Regions from separate parts of the Mus musculus genome. Here region 1 is linked to region 2. A link is a contact called in ENCODE Hi-C or POLR2A ChIA-PET data. All regions are on one chromosome and are shown on one strand. Each heading gives the region's core, a stretch centred on a gene start or an enhancer-like site at or near the end of the contact. The rest is flanking DNA. Distances are from core to core; before and after follow the strand shown. Region 1 holds the start of Fam240a (family with sequence similarity 240 member A). Region 2 holds the start of Als2cl (ALS2 C-terminal like).

Region 1 (6,599 bases), core at 3,594-6,093, 37 kb after region 2:
GTGTAGGAATAAGTTTGCTATCCTCTTATAAGTCCTCAAATTGCCGTCATTGGAAGCTTGTTAACCTATTCAGTTATGTTCAACACTGTGCACACCACTGATGTGCCTTTCTTTTAAATTAATCCAGTGTAAACGAGAACATGGAAAATGAGTCAGAGGGACACATGGCATCAAACAGGGAGATGGGATTCCTTGATTTGGAACAGCAGTTGAACTCGCTGTTGCCTGACCCCCCGGCCCCCCGGCCCCCCAGACCCCCCGGCCCCCTGGCACCTGGCCCCCAACCCTCGACCCCCAACCCCCAACCCCTGCTGACATTCCTAACTAACATCATACTTTTTCTTTTCTGTGTGCTGAGGCAAAACTCCTGACAGATGCAGCTTCTGGGAGGGAAGGTTCTTTTCGGCTCATGGTCTAGAGGATAAGTCTCTCACAGAAGGTGTTGGGAGCGGCTTAGTCTGTAGTGGGGGGAACCTGTGGCATGGCTGTTCACATCTGGGCTGTGAGGGAGGTCAACCCTCAGGCTGGAATGAGGCATAAACTCTTTCCAGCACCATTCCCAAATAGCCCGCTTTGACCGCTATGCCACTAGCCCAAGGTTCCAAACCCTCCCCAAAGAGGCCTTGAAGCAGAGGACCAGGTGCTTCAAACACGAGCCCACGGGGAAGTTTCCCTTTCAGGCCCTAACAAGACCTAACGGCATTTTCTAGGGAGCTGGCGCAGATTCCCGACATGCGAAACTGTTCACATGCAACCCCCACACGGGAACTCTTCAGTTCAGACTCCACTGAAGATGTTTTAATTAATGGATTTTTCGAATCTACACACTCACCTGATACATGAATCTTAGTGTTTAATTAAAATACATTACCACCGAGCACAAATCATTGAAAATAGGAACACTTGGGCATTAATTAACTAGTACCATGCTTTGAAGTGAGGATTTGCTTCGAAGTTAGAACGGATACTGAATCTTGACTCTTTCACAAGTCAGTTTTACACCTGTGTCATGTTTCTGAGCTTCTGTTTTCTTGTTCATAAGAAAATGTAATAGGCTGGGCAGTGGTGGTACACGCCTTTAATCCCAGCACTTGGGAGACAGAGGCAGGTGGATTTCTGAGTTCAAGGCCAGCCTGGTCTACAGAGTGAGTTCCAGGCCAGTCAGGGCTATTCAGAGAAACCCTGACTCAATAAATAAATAAATAAATAAATAAATAAATAAATAAATAAATAAAAGATGTAATAGTTGGGACTGGAGAGATGGCTCAGTGATTAAGAGTACATACTGCTCTTGCTGAGGACCTGCGTTTAGTTCCCAGCATCCACAGAGGGATGCTCACATCCACCTGTAACTCCAGCTCCCAAAGATTTGACAGCCATCAAGGCCCCTGTATTCACATGCACACCCCCACACAGACACACATTCACACACACCCAAAGACACACATGCACACCCCCACACACAGACACACATGCACACACCCACACACAGACACACATGCATAAACCCACACAGACACACATGCACAGCCCCACAGACACACATGCACACCCTCACACAGACACACATGAACACCCCCATGCAGACACACATGCACACTCCCACACACAGACACATATACACACCCTACAGACACACTTTCACCCACACACAGATCCACATGCACTCCCACACAGATACACATACCACATACACATACCCCCGCAGACACACATGCATATCCCACAGGTACACATGCATACACACACCCACAGACGTAAATGTACAACCTACACAGCCACACATGCAGAGCCCACATAAATACACACTCACACTCCCCCCAACAGATACACATGCATGTCACACCCCCTGCCAGATAGACATGCACACCCCTTACAGATAACATACACACACCAACCACTCCCACACAGGTACACACACTTTTAAATGAAAGTAAATATATTTTAAAGTGTAGTAAGTGATAATAAAAATAATAATAATGATGATGATGCATGCATGCATATGTGGCCAGGGGAATTGCTTTTCTGTTCACCAACTGAATTACCCTTGTGTTTAAAGACTTATGGGTGTCATGTACAACAATCATGAATCTCTCTGCTCTCTTCCTTTGTGCAAAAACAAAACAAAAATAATTCCCAGACCCTGTTACCATTGCATTCTCAATGACAGAGACCTAAGCGTTAGAGTGACAGTGTCATTGCTAAGCCCAGCATCTGTGTGCTGGTGTGGCCTGACATCAGCTTGGTTGAGCTAACAGACTGGAAGTTAACCAGTGCAAACTGGAGATCCAGCTGAATCCGTGCAAGAAAGAGAGTGCTCATGGACTAGCAAACGACTGAATTTATTAAAATTATCTCCATATTTTATTGATAGACATGGTTTCTGAAGGCCGATTCAATTCAATAAATAATGATAATAATAATAATTAATAATAATACACAGAGAGACCGGTTCTTTGCAAGCCTTATGTATGGACTACTGGTGCTGCTGTTTCTGTAGACGGGCTCATTGCTCTTCTCATTAAAGGAAGAGATTTCACTTCACGTAGTTACTTTTCTTGGTTGAAATGGTGGAGCAGAAATACTATGCAGTGCTTAAAGTAAGACCAAGAAGATGGGAATCCCTTCTGATATGCACAGACTTTAAAAGATTTTAAAACGAGAGGGAAATGATATGAAAACAAACACGGTGTCTGAGGCCTTGATACAAGCTCACGGTTCAGAGGCGTTGGGAATCTTAGCCTGGCTTCCTTGCAGAGAGGAAGTAGCTGCCACGGGGCGGGGCACTGGGGAAGGATGTGCAAGCAGAGGGACTTGGGGTTTAACTGGCTTCTAATGGAGTGACCTCTGCGCCTCGGTCGGTTGCGGATGCGGGAAGCTCTGAGCTGACATTTGCTCGCTTCTCAGCCTCGTCTGGGTTGTTCCGCAGCCTCAGCTTTGTCTCCAGCCTCTGTTTCCATTCTTCTCTGAGTCTGGAAATAGAAACGCACACAGATGGGGCCCTCGTCGCTACAGCTGAGGCTCTGGGAAGCGTCCTCCCTGAAACCATTCAGTGTTCCGGTTTTAGGAGGGTACACGGAGGACTTGCAAATCAAATGTTATATGCATGTTTATTTACCAGAGAGTCACTTTCTGACTGAGGTTTTCCGTGTGTAAATATATATGTATGCATGTGTGTTTGGGGTCGGGGGTCTTGCGTGCGCAGGTGCACTCGGAGGCCAGAAATCAATGTCGGGTGTCTTACTTTCTAGTACCTTACCTTATTTTTAAATTTAAAAAATATGTATGAATATTTTGTCTGCATGCATGTCCGTGTCCCACGTGCATGCCTGGTGTCTCAGAGACCAAAAGAGGGAATTGGATCCCCTGGAACCAGAACTACAGACAGTTGTGAGCCACATGTGGGTGCTGGGAATTGAGCCCCCCAGAAGATCCCTCTCTTTCAGAGCCGGCTTTCCAGCCCCTACTTTATTTCTTGATACAAGGATCTTTCACTAAACTGGAGTTGGCCAATTCAGTGAGACTGGCTAACCAGAAGATTCTAGTGATCTTCCTGCCTGCCTTCCTCCCCAGCACAGGGGCTGTGGGCCGGCACTGCTGTACGTGAATTTTTTTTTCTTCCTCCTTCCCTTTCTCCCTCTTGCTCCGCTCCCCCCACCCCCTCCAGCCCGAGTGGCAAATGGTTTACCACTTCACCAGTTACCAAAAGTGAGCCATTTCCTCCTACGTCCGTTTTGTAGCCGCCTTTTTCCTTCTTCCTTCCTTCCTATCTCCCTCCTCCCCTCCCACCTTCTTCCTTTCCTTCCCTCTTTCCTTTTTTTAAACAGTTTAATGTTACCCAGACTTGCCTCTGAGCCATCTCCAGTGCATCCATTGTACAGCTTAAGACTTTTTTTTTTTTTTTTTTTTTTTTTTTTGTTTTGTTTTGTTTTTCGAGACAGGGTTTCTCTGTGTAGCCCTGGCTGTCCTGGAACTCACTCTGTAGACCAGGCTGGCCTTGAACTCAGAAATCCCCCTGCCTCTGCCTCCCAAGTGCTGGGATTAAAGGCATGCCCTGCTTAAGACTTATTTTTATTATTTCAAATAATCTGTGTACATCATTCCTGTGCACGAGGACGCGCGCGCGCGCGCGTGTGTGTGTGTGTGTGTGTGTGTGTGTAAATGCAGATACTCAAAGACACCAGAGGTGTTGGATCCCTGGAGCCAGAGTTACAGTTGTGAACATCCACATGGCAGCTAACAACAGTCTGTAATTCCAGTTCAGAGGCTCCAATACCTTCTCCTGGCCCCCAGGACTCTGCACGCACATGCTGCACAGGCATACAGGCATACAGGCAAGACATCACAAGAAACATAAACCTTTTTGAAATGTGTTAAGACAGACATGTGCTGCGTACTTTCTCAGGGCGCTCCTTCCTAGGCGGTGCTCCTCGGACTCTCTGTAGCACGCCTGCTTCCCGATCTCCCTCTCCCAGAACCGCTTGAGCTCATGGCAGCTGTTCCTGCAGAAGACCTCTCGACGGACATACTGATTGTTCATCCCCTGAAAAGACAAGGAGACATTGAAGCCCTTGCAAGCGTGAGCCTTGGATTCTGCAGGATACAGGATCCATTTGAATACAGTTTTCTTATGACCCTGGCCAGCCACAAAGCCGGAGGCACCTGGCCTCCTGAGAACATCCCTTGTCAACACATGGTAAGAACTGAAGACAGATGGTTCAAGCATGGAGAGTGGAGTGAACCTGGACAGGAGTGCCGTGAACACCCGCCTGGAGGAAAATTCTGTCATTCTCCTTTACTGGAAGGGGAACCACTCCTTAGCAGTAAGCTCAGGTGTGTGCACTGTGGGTTTGGGACACCCACGTGAACTAGGCAGTGACTCACTGAGCGGTGACAGAAACCACTTGTATCATCTCAAATGATAACCTGACAAGCTCCGAACTTCTGAAAGGTTTGAGCCTTCTGCTCAAGGGATGTGTGACACGGAGTGATCACAGGGTTTGATACAACAAACACCTAGCTGTTTTCGGTCTGTATGCACACACATGGGCACCCCATTCATGCTAGATGGCCCTCATTTTCACTTTAAGGAAAAAAAAGAGAGAAAGAGACAGGGTCTCTGGGCTGGTGAGATGGCTCAGGGGTTAAGAGCACCGACTGCTCTTCCAAAGGTCCTGAGTTCAAATCCCAGCAACCACATGGTGGCTCACAACCATCTGTAATGAGATCTGACGCCCTCTTCTGGTGTGTCTAAGACAGCTACAGTATACTTACATATGGTAAATAAATAAATATTAAAAAAAGAGAGAGAGACAGGGTCTCACTGTGTGGCTCTGGGTGGCCTGGAATTTACTGTGTAGCTCATGCTGTCCTCAAATTCATAAAGATCCACTCAATTTTGTCTCTGCAATGCTAGGGGGGAGAGAAAGAGAGATGAGAGAGAGACAGAGAGAGACAGAGAGAGAGAGAGAATGGGGAGTGTGTTCAAAGCTAGTCTGGGTTACATGAAGAGTACCAGTCCAGTTAGGGCTGCATGAAAAGACCCTATCTGAACTAAGAAAGGTCAGCACCTGCTCCAAAGAGGCGTGCACAGGAGACGCCAATCTGGAGGGAAAGTCGTGGCTCAAGGGACGTAAGAAGGTCTGCCCATATGTGTGTGAATGAAATCAATGATGCCCAGACCATCTCTGCAAGGCATGCTGGGGCGTAGACTACAGGTGAGAGTGGGTCTGGGGGAGTGGCGACCAAGCTGCCTAAGGTAGCCTGGGATCTACTGTGGCCAGAGTAGGAGAGACGGACGGATGGACGGATGGATGGATGGATGGACGGACGGATGCTGCAGTGTGCACTGATTCTCAAATGATCCAGAGAGTGGTCAGCCCCAGGGGTATCAATGAAGACCCCCCTGCTGTGCCTTGGGCCTGTGTACCCCTGGGGAAAGCCAGAGGGGAGAACCTGGAGAGCAAGGCCAGCAGTACTGATGGAGATGAGGGTGTGACAACTGAGTGCTGATGTCACAGCAGGGAGTGTTGAAGGGCCACCAGGACTCCTAAAAATCTGGCCCATAATTCTGTCATGGTCAGTGGCCATGAGAGTTGGGTGGGGTCTAAGGAGAGCTTGAAAACAGACGTTCTTTCCAGACCTCTGTCTTCACTGAGCCCATGTCCCCGGCTTGTTAGAACAATTCTCTGAGGGCTGAAAAAATGGCTCAGTTGTCAAGAACTGTTCTTCCAGAGGATCCCATCCCATTTCCCAGCACGCATGCTGGGCAGCTCACAACTGCCTGTAACTCCAGCTCCATCCTCTTCTGGTCCCCAAATACATCCGCACTCAAGTGCACACAAACATTCCCTCCCACAGACACCAATTAAAAACTTTAAAAAAATCTTGCCAGCAGGTGGTTGTTGCACACCTTTAATCCCAGCACTTGGGAGGCAGAGGCAGGGGGATTTCTGAGTTTGAGACCAGCCTGGTCTACAAAGTCAGTTCCAGGATAGCCAGGGCTATACAAAGAAAACCTGTCTCAGAAAACAAACAAACAAACAAACAAACAAAGTTTTGAATACATTTACAAGCTGAATATCTTATCCAACATGCTT
Region 2 (6,770 bases), core at 1,580-4,079:
CAGAGACCAACTTTGTGGAGTAGCTTTCCCCTTGGTAGTTTTCTATGGGTTCTCTAGACTGATCTCAGGTTGCCAGGGTGTCCAGTACTTGCCTGCTTGCACTTTCTGGCTGAGCCATCTTGCCAGATCTACCCTGTTCTCTAGTGAGGGAGGAGTCGCAGGGAGGAGCTCTGTTTGGCCTTAGACCTCAGAAATTGCAACACTCAACTCAGTCTCCTGCCTCTGATTCAGGCCTCTGACAACCTCTGGTATTGTATGGCTTCTTACCAGGTCCCCTCAACATGCCCCTGCACCCCCACCAGCTGGGCACATCAAAGCTGGGGTGGGGGAGTTCTGGCTCCCTGGAAGAGGGCATTCCTTCCTGTGTGGTGGCATGTGTACTGGCATGACAAATACTACTTGTCCCTGTAGTACTATTTTTATGTCTGATGGGTTTCCTGTGGGGACCAAAGTCAGCCTCCAGGGCTTCTGCATTGGAAGCCATGGGTAGGGAACTGGGCAATGGCCAGGAGACCCCGTGGACACTCCTTTCATGGAGTTGATATAATGGAACTCAAGGCCTAGCTTTGGAGAAGCTGAGGGGTAGTGAATGGACAACCCAGTCACAGAGCCAGGCTAGGATCCAGGCCACCATGGACTTAGCCTGAGGTGGGGGTGGGAGTTAGATAGCCTGGGCCAGTGACACAGCAGCTGGGAGTGCTGGGAGCTGGCTGTTCCTGAACTTGTTGGCCCTAAGCCCGACCCAGAATAGCTCAGGGCTGAGCCCAGCCTGTATGTGCATGAACCTGAGCTAATGTGGTAAGACACTGGTGCGTGCGTAGGGAAGGGCCTTGCATTCTGCATGTGGCTCTATGTCTGTGTGTCAGTCTATGTCCTTGGACACGGATGCACAAGTGCCCACGAATGGGGCTGCTACCATGGAGATGTGTGGCCCAGCTGAGTACATATGTGGCCACATGCCTCCCATGGGGAACTGTATACATGCACATGCCATGTGCAAATCTGTGAGGAGCTGAAACAGGAGCCCTGTGATGAGGTGGGGAAGGGCAGGGGATTCAGTAGATCTCAAACTTTGGGTACTACCGGGGGAGTGGGGCAGAATCCGGCCCTCTGTCAAGGACTAACTGGAAGAGATACCAGGTAGGCCTTGCCTCGAGGCAGATAACAGAACAAGGAGTGGGGATGCATGTGAGAAGGCTGAGTGGATGAGAAAGTCGTCGCATCTCATGAAGGAAGCTGGGATGCCCCTTTCTTCCTCCCAGGCAGGCAGAGGGCAGGGGTTAGAGAAGTAGGTATCTGGGGGATGGTGCATCCTCGGGGGTAGGGGAGGTGGGAGCGGGGTACACAGGAGAGTATTGAAAGCAGCAAAGCTGGGGTTGAGGTGTCACCTCAGTTCAGTACTTGCATGTAGGCATGATCCCCAAAACCCATGTGAAAAAGCAAGGTGTGGTGGCAGACAATTGTAATCCCATTACAGGGAGGCAGGGACAGTCAGGTACTCACTGGGCACTCAGTCTAGTCTATGTGGTTAGGTGAAGGCCTATGAGAGGCTGTCTCAAAAAAAAAAAAAAGCACCAGAGGAGACACAGCCAAACATCACACACACACACACACACACACACACTCACACACTCACACACTCCTGCATGGATATACATACACATCATACATGAAAAAAAAAAAAAAGAACCTGTAATACATTTATCTTTTAAAAAAGTATTTACAAGAAAGAAAGAAAAGGCTGGAAGGAAGGAGATGTTTTGGCCGAGTGGAGAGGGAAGAAGAGGCTCGGGAGGGTTCTTGACGATGGAGAGACCAAGATTGGAGCAGGGAAGTGAACAAGAGCAGCAACCGCGGTAGGGTTCTTGGGCAACAAACTTGGAGCCTGCCACTGTAGGGCAGATTGGCAGAACTTAAATGCTCACCAGAAAGCACCCCAAGGGAGCCAGGGATGCTGAAGTTGGCAGGCCCCTTCTGAGAAACTCTTAGAAGTCTCTTTTCTCTCTGGCAGAATGCATGGAGGCTGTCCAAAACTTGGGTAGGGGGCAGGTGGACTATCCTTGCTCTTTCACAGCTGTCTCCTCCCCAGGCTTCTCTCTGTACTCAGGCTTGGAAGGCTTAGAAGCAACTCAGCCAGGCTAGTCAGCAGCTCCTAGAGGCCGGGTGCCACTGCAGGTGGAGGGGTGACTTGCTTGCTGGCCAAAAGGGAGCCCGGCAGCTGGACAGCAGGCCTCTTTGTTACAGGTTTGAACCATGGTCCCTCCTCCTTCCAAGACTTTGGTTTGGAACTGCGCTGCTCTTTCCAAGGTCGAAGGCTTTGGCACAGGAAACTGGCCAGCTTCAGGCTGTACCCGGAATGAATGCAGGGGGCCTCCTTCAAGGTTACACACAGCAGTAGCTGCTACCAAAGCATGCCCAGTTCAGGGTCTTCGGATCATCATGGCCAACTGCTCTAAGCAACAAGTTTCCCGAATCTACCCAGGGCTCCTTCGCGGGTGTGTGAGGGTGAGGGGGGGGGGGTGCCCAGTGACCCAAAGGGGGTCGGCAAGATTTCAGAGCTACAGCCTGGGCAGAGTTGGTGGGTAAGGAAATCGGGGTGGCCCCAGGCACTGCCTGCCGTCCTCGGATCTGGAGAGGGAGGTAAAAGGCGAAAGACAGCCAGGGTGCGATCCTGGGGAGCTCGCGGACCGACCGAAGGGGAGCTTTCGCAGTCTGGCGGGAGAGGCTCTGGGAGAGAGTTGTTGGCTTGGGGACATTCCGAGGCCGAGCCCCGCCTCCTCGGAGACGCCCCCGCGCGAACAACACCTCGGGGCGGGGCGCGGAGAGGAAGGGCGGCCCGGCGCGGAGCTGCGCGGCCACTCGGGGCACCGCGGCGCAAAGCGCAGGTAAGAGCGCGCGTCGGTGGGCGGGGTCCGCTGCCCCACGAGCTCAGCTGCGGGTGGGGGCTCTCTCCTCCTCCCGCTGCCATGGTCACGAGCCCTCCATCTTCGGTCTCAGCTTCCTCCTCCCGGTCCCGTGGCCGCCCGGCTCCGGTTTAAACGCAGCGCGGGGTCCAACCCCTAGCAGCAGTGCGGAGCGCGAGCACCGTGCCCTGCGTCCAGGCCAGAACCCAGGTGCGAGTTTATCACCCAGAGGGAGAGAGGCTGCCAGGAGCAGGTGACCTGGCTGGTCAGGGCGGAAGGGCTGACAGAGAAGCCGAAAAGGTGGTGTTGCCTGCCTGGGAGGAGCCTAGACGGATGTCCGAATGTTGGAGCAGAGTAGTTTGGAACTGACTAATGCAGTCGGGAAAAGCTAATGCGGAGACTGGGAGGCATGTAGGGCAAGAGAGGCAGAGAAGGGGCTGAAGACTGGAGGGCCCGTGTGACAGTTTTGTGCACTTGCCTGGAGCACTTTCTCCACTGCCCACCGGGCATGTAGGTTGATTAATGGGCCTCTAGCATAGTCCAGGAAAAGCAGAAATAAGGTCCATGCCACTCCAGATCAGGAAATACCAGAGTGAGTGCCATGCTAGGGTGCGGCTTAAGGGGCCTGAGGGGCCAGAACTGGGTGAGGGCAGGGAAGGCCCCAGTGACCCTGCTTGGGAGCGATCTGGTGTGGACAGAGGCCAAGAATGCAAGGGAAAGGTCTAGCTACTGTTTAGATGGCCACAAGGACAATAGCTGAGTCACCTGTGCACCCAGCTTAACTTTTTTGGCCTCACCCTGCAGCTTTTGAACCAAGTCTACCCGGGGTGAGAAGGGAGGCTGGGCCCTACTAGGAATGCTGGGTGTACCTCAGTGAGTCACCCAGCACCTCTGAGCCACTTAGTTCTCGTGAGCCTGTTAGGGCTGGGAGTGAGGGGCCTGGGTCTGAGCTCTGCACCTGATCTACAGATAGTATCTCTACACCCTCCTGGACTTTCCATGCCTCAAATTCACCGTTTGCACAGCCTGCCACTCAGGACCCCAGAGTTGGCAGGAGGGAGAGTATGAGGAAGCCGTGTTGTTGACCAGAGGGCTATGGGATGGGTGCTGGGCCCAGGGCTAGAGAGAATATTCTTGCTGGCTCATACTCTCAAACACTCGTGTCTGGCCTTTTACTCACGACACCGCTTCTAGCTCCTAGCTGGGAGACTTCTATATCAGACTCCAGATGTAGCCTTCCTGGGCCACCTTTACCATCCATGTTTAATGTCTGCCCTTTCCTCTGGTGATGTGATTTCCTGGGGGTGGAAATCCTTCTGGGACCACAGACCTAAAAGGTACTACTATAGAGTTAGTGGCTGCTAATCTGGGTCTGTCGTATCTACCCAGGTCCAGTCTATCCATGCCAAGAGAAGCGTCTCTCTACAGTTTATTCTTTTGAGGGGCAACCACAGGAGTCTGAAATGTCCTGGTCTAGTTAGATCTCCTTTTCAGAGAGGACCAGGGATGGGTAAGCTATGACATATCAGGCTGAGATGGATCTCTTGTGGACAGCCGGCTAAATGTGGGCAGGGTACCAGGGTAGTTCAAGGTTATAGGGATAGACGTTCCAGTCTATCAATGTCTGGAAACATGGTTGAGGGTCAGGGAGGCCCAGGTCACTTGGCCCACCTCAGTCCCTCAGCTGGGCTCTCATGGCCAGTGGAAACCAGATGCCGAACCAGAGGATCCCGAGTCTGTCCTCCTCACCCTCTGCTTGTCTGTGTTTGGGGGGAGGCACTATGTTTACTGCCAGCAAAGATGGCTCCTGTTGGGTGTCTAGCGGCTTCCTTTTCCTGTCTCTCCTCCTCCCCATGCAGCCAAACTGCAGCAGGAAAGGTGGGGCAGGAATGTCTGGGCCAGAGTTCTGAGGTCCCCGCCCTGCTCTGTTCTGCAGCCAGTTCTCCTGAGCCCTAGGTTCTGCCAGGGACCTGTGATGCTCTCATGACATTTGGGGTGCCTGCCTACCTGCCCATCATTGGCCACCCCGATGACATCTGACTCACCCCAGTCTGCTCATTTCAAACGTTTTCAGAGTGTCAGGACAAGGCAGAGTGAAAACGCTTTAACCCCACCCCGAGGCGTCCCTCCGGGTCAGGCCACTTGGGCAGATGAACATCCTTGCCAAGTGAAGACAGTGAGGGCTGGCTTTGGGAGGCTTTGCCTGAGCAGGGCCACAGACAGCCCAGCTGTGGACTAGGTTCAGACATGCTTCCTCACTACCTGTGCCTCGAGTCAGGATGCTGTATTGCAGCTTGCTTAAGATCGCTCAGTTAGGGCAGCTGATCTGCCTGCCTACCTCAGTGACCCTGTTCCTGAGTGGGACCCACTTATCCTGCTCAGTCTGGTTGGGGGAGGTGGACTTACAGGGGCTGGGCTCCTGTCCGTGCTGAGTTTTCTCATTGCCCTTCTGTCACCTGTCACCAGGTTTGTCTTGCTGAGTCTGATGTGTGATCTCCTGTTCCCTCGTTCTGAAGCTCTGCATGATCTTCAGGGTTGACTGAGGCAAAGTGAGGCTTGTCTGCCGGCCAATGAAGGTGGGCCATCCTCACAGGCTGGGCAGACATTTCAATGAACCTTTCTTTCTTTCTTTTTAAGATGTATTTATTTATTATATGTAAGTACACTGTAGCTGTTTTCAGACACACCAGAAGAGGGCATACCATCTCATTACAGAGGGTTGTGAGTCACCATGTGGTTGCTGGGATTTGAACTCAGGACCTTTGGAAGAGCAGTCAGTGTTCTTAACCGCTGAGCCAACTTTCTAGCTCTCGCTCCAGCCCCTGCTTGCTCTGACCCTGCTCGCTCCAACCCTGCACACCCCAGAAAAGGGCATCAGATTTCATTATGGATGATTGTGAGCCATCATGTAGTTGCTGGGATTTGAACTCAGGACCTTTGGAAGAGCAGTTAGTGCTCTTAACTGCTGAGCCATCTCTCCAGCCCCGAACTTTTACTTTTCCTTGCTACTAAGCTGTCTTCTTCCTGTTCCTTTTTCTCTCTCCCTCCCTCCTTCCCTCCCTCCCTCTCTCCCTCCTTTCCTCTCCTCAGTCCTTCTCTTTCCCCCTTCCTTTCTGATAAGGTCATATCTTAGGTTACTGCCCTGGAGTCCATAGCAAAATCCTGCTGCCTCTGCCTCCCCAGTGCTGGGTGTGCCCCACTACACTCTGCTGTCCTCTTGTCTCCCCGGTGGCTTCATCAGGAGGCCTCCAGACTGCTGTTGTATCAGATCTCCCCTGGCTTACTGAGCTCTATTTAGTGACAAGGACCCTGAGTCTGGATATCAGCATATTGTTGAGCTGATATCTGATAGCATATCAGATATAGCTCAACCTATCTGATAGCTGATAGCATCTGTGCCCCTTGCCCCAAAGATCACAGAGTCCCTGAGTGGGGCCTTTCAGTGGAAAGATATCCAGGACAAAGAACGATGAGGTAGTTATCCCCCTGGGTGCCTGGGTTCATGGAGTGTCTGAGCAGGCCGAAACTAGGCTGAAAGAACACATGCTTTCGGGCGGGAAGCGATGCTTCCCTTGGTAGTTTTCAGCTTTTATTCCCTCTGGGGCAGGGAGCAGGGCAGGGTCAGTGGCCAGGAGAGACCTCCTCTCTGTGAGAAGCTGGACTCACTGATTGACTCTGATGTAGGTGATTATGGGCCTTACCTCTGGGAACTGGGGAGGATATTTGCGCCCCTGCCATGTTCTCTGACCTGTGTCCTTCCTACCCAGTAGGCCGAGTGCCTCGCCGCACCCTGGCTATGTCTAGCTCTGAGGAGGCAGACCTGCTCCGGCTGGAGGAGGTCTTCTCAACGACTCTTGCTCGAACCAT

What was found. A loop is a pair of places that touch in the nucleus more often than their neighbours do. ChIA-PET counts read pairs that join two places held with the same protein, here RNA polymerase II (POLR2A).
Region 1: a loop to region 2 is called in a map of heart, with 3 times the contacts of the local background. The contact joins the promoter of Fam240a here to the promoter of Als2cl in region 2. A Hi-C loop is called at or near these places in 5 of 37 maps with a recorded cell type or tissue (all heart). POLR2A ChIA-PET finds 5 or more read pairs at or near these places in 3 of 5 experiments (Patski and embryonic stem cell).

What each region holds. Positions count from the first base shown.
Region 1 is chr9:110,912,055-110,918,653 of GRCm38, forward strand. It overlaps Fam240a (family with sequence similarity 240 member A), which reads right to left and starts at 4,844. Exons shown (of 3, transcript NM_001195437.2): 1 at 4,743-4,844; 2 at 4,398-4,543; 3 at 2,322-2,972. The coding sequence starts at 4,540. The coding sequence ends at 2,822.
Region 2 is chr9:110,877,345-110,884,114 of GRCm38, forward strand. It overlaps Als2cl (ALS2 C-terminal like), which reads left to right and starts at 2,830. Exons shown (of 27, transcript NM_001146059.1): 1 at 2,830-2,885; 2 at 5,370-5,479; 3 at 6,671-6,770. The coding sequence starts at 6,700. It overlaps Tmie (transmembrane inner ear), which reads right to left and starts at 2,729. Exons shown (of 6, transcript NM_146260.3): 1 at 1,926-2,729.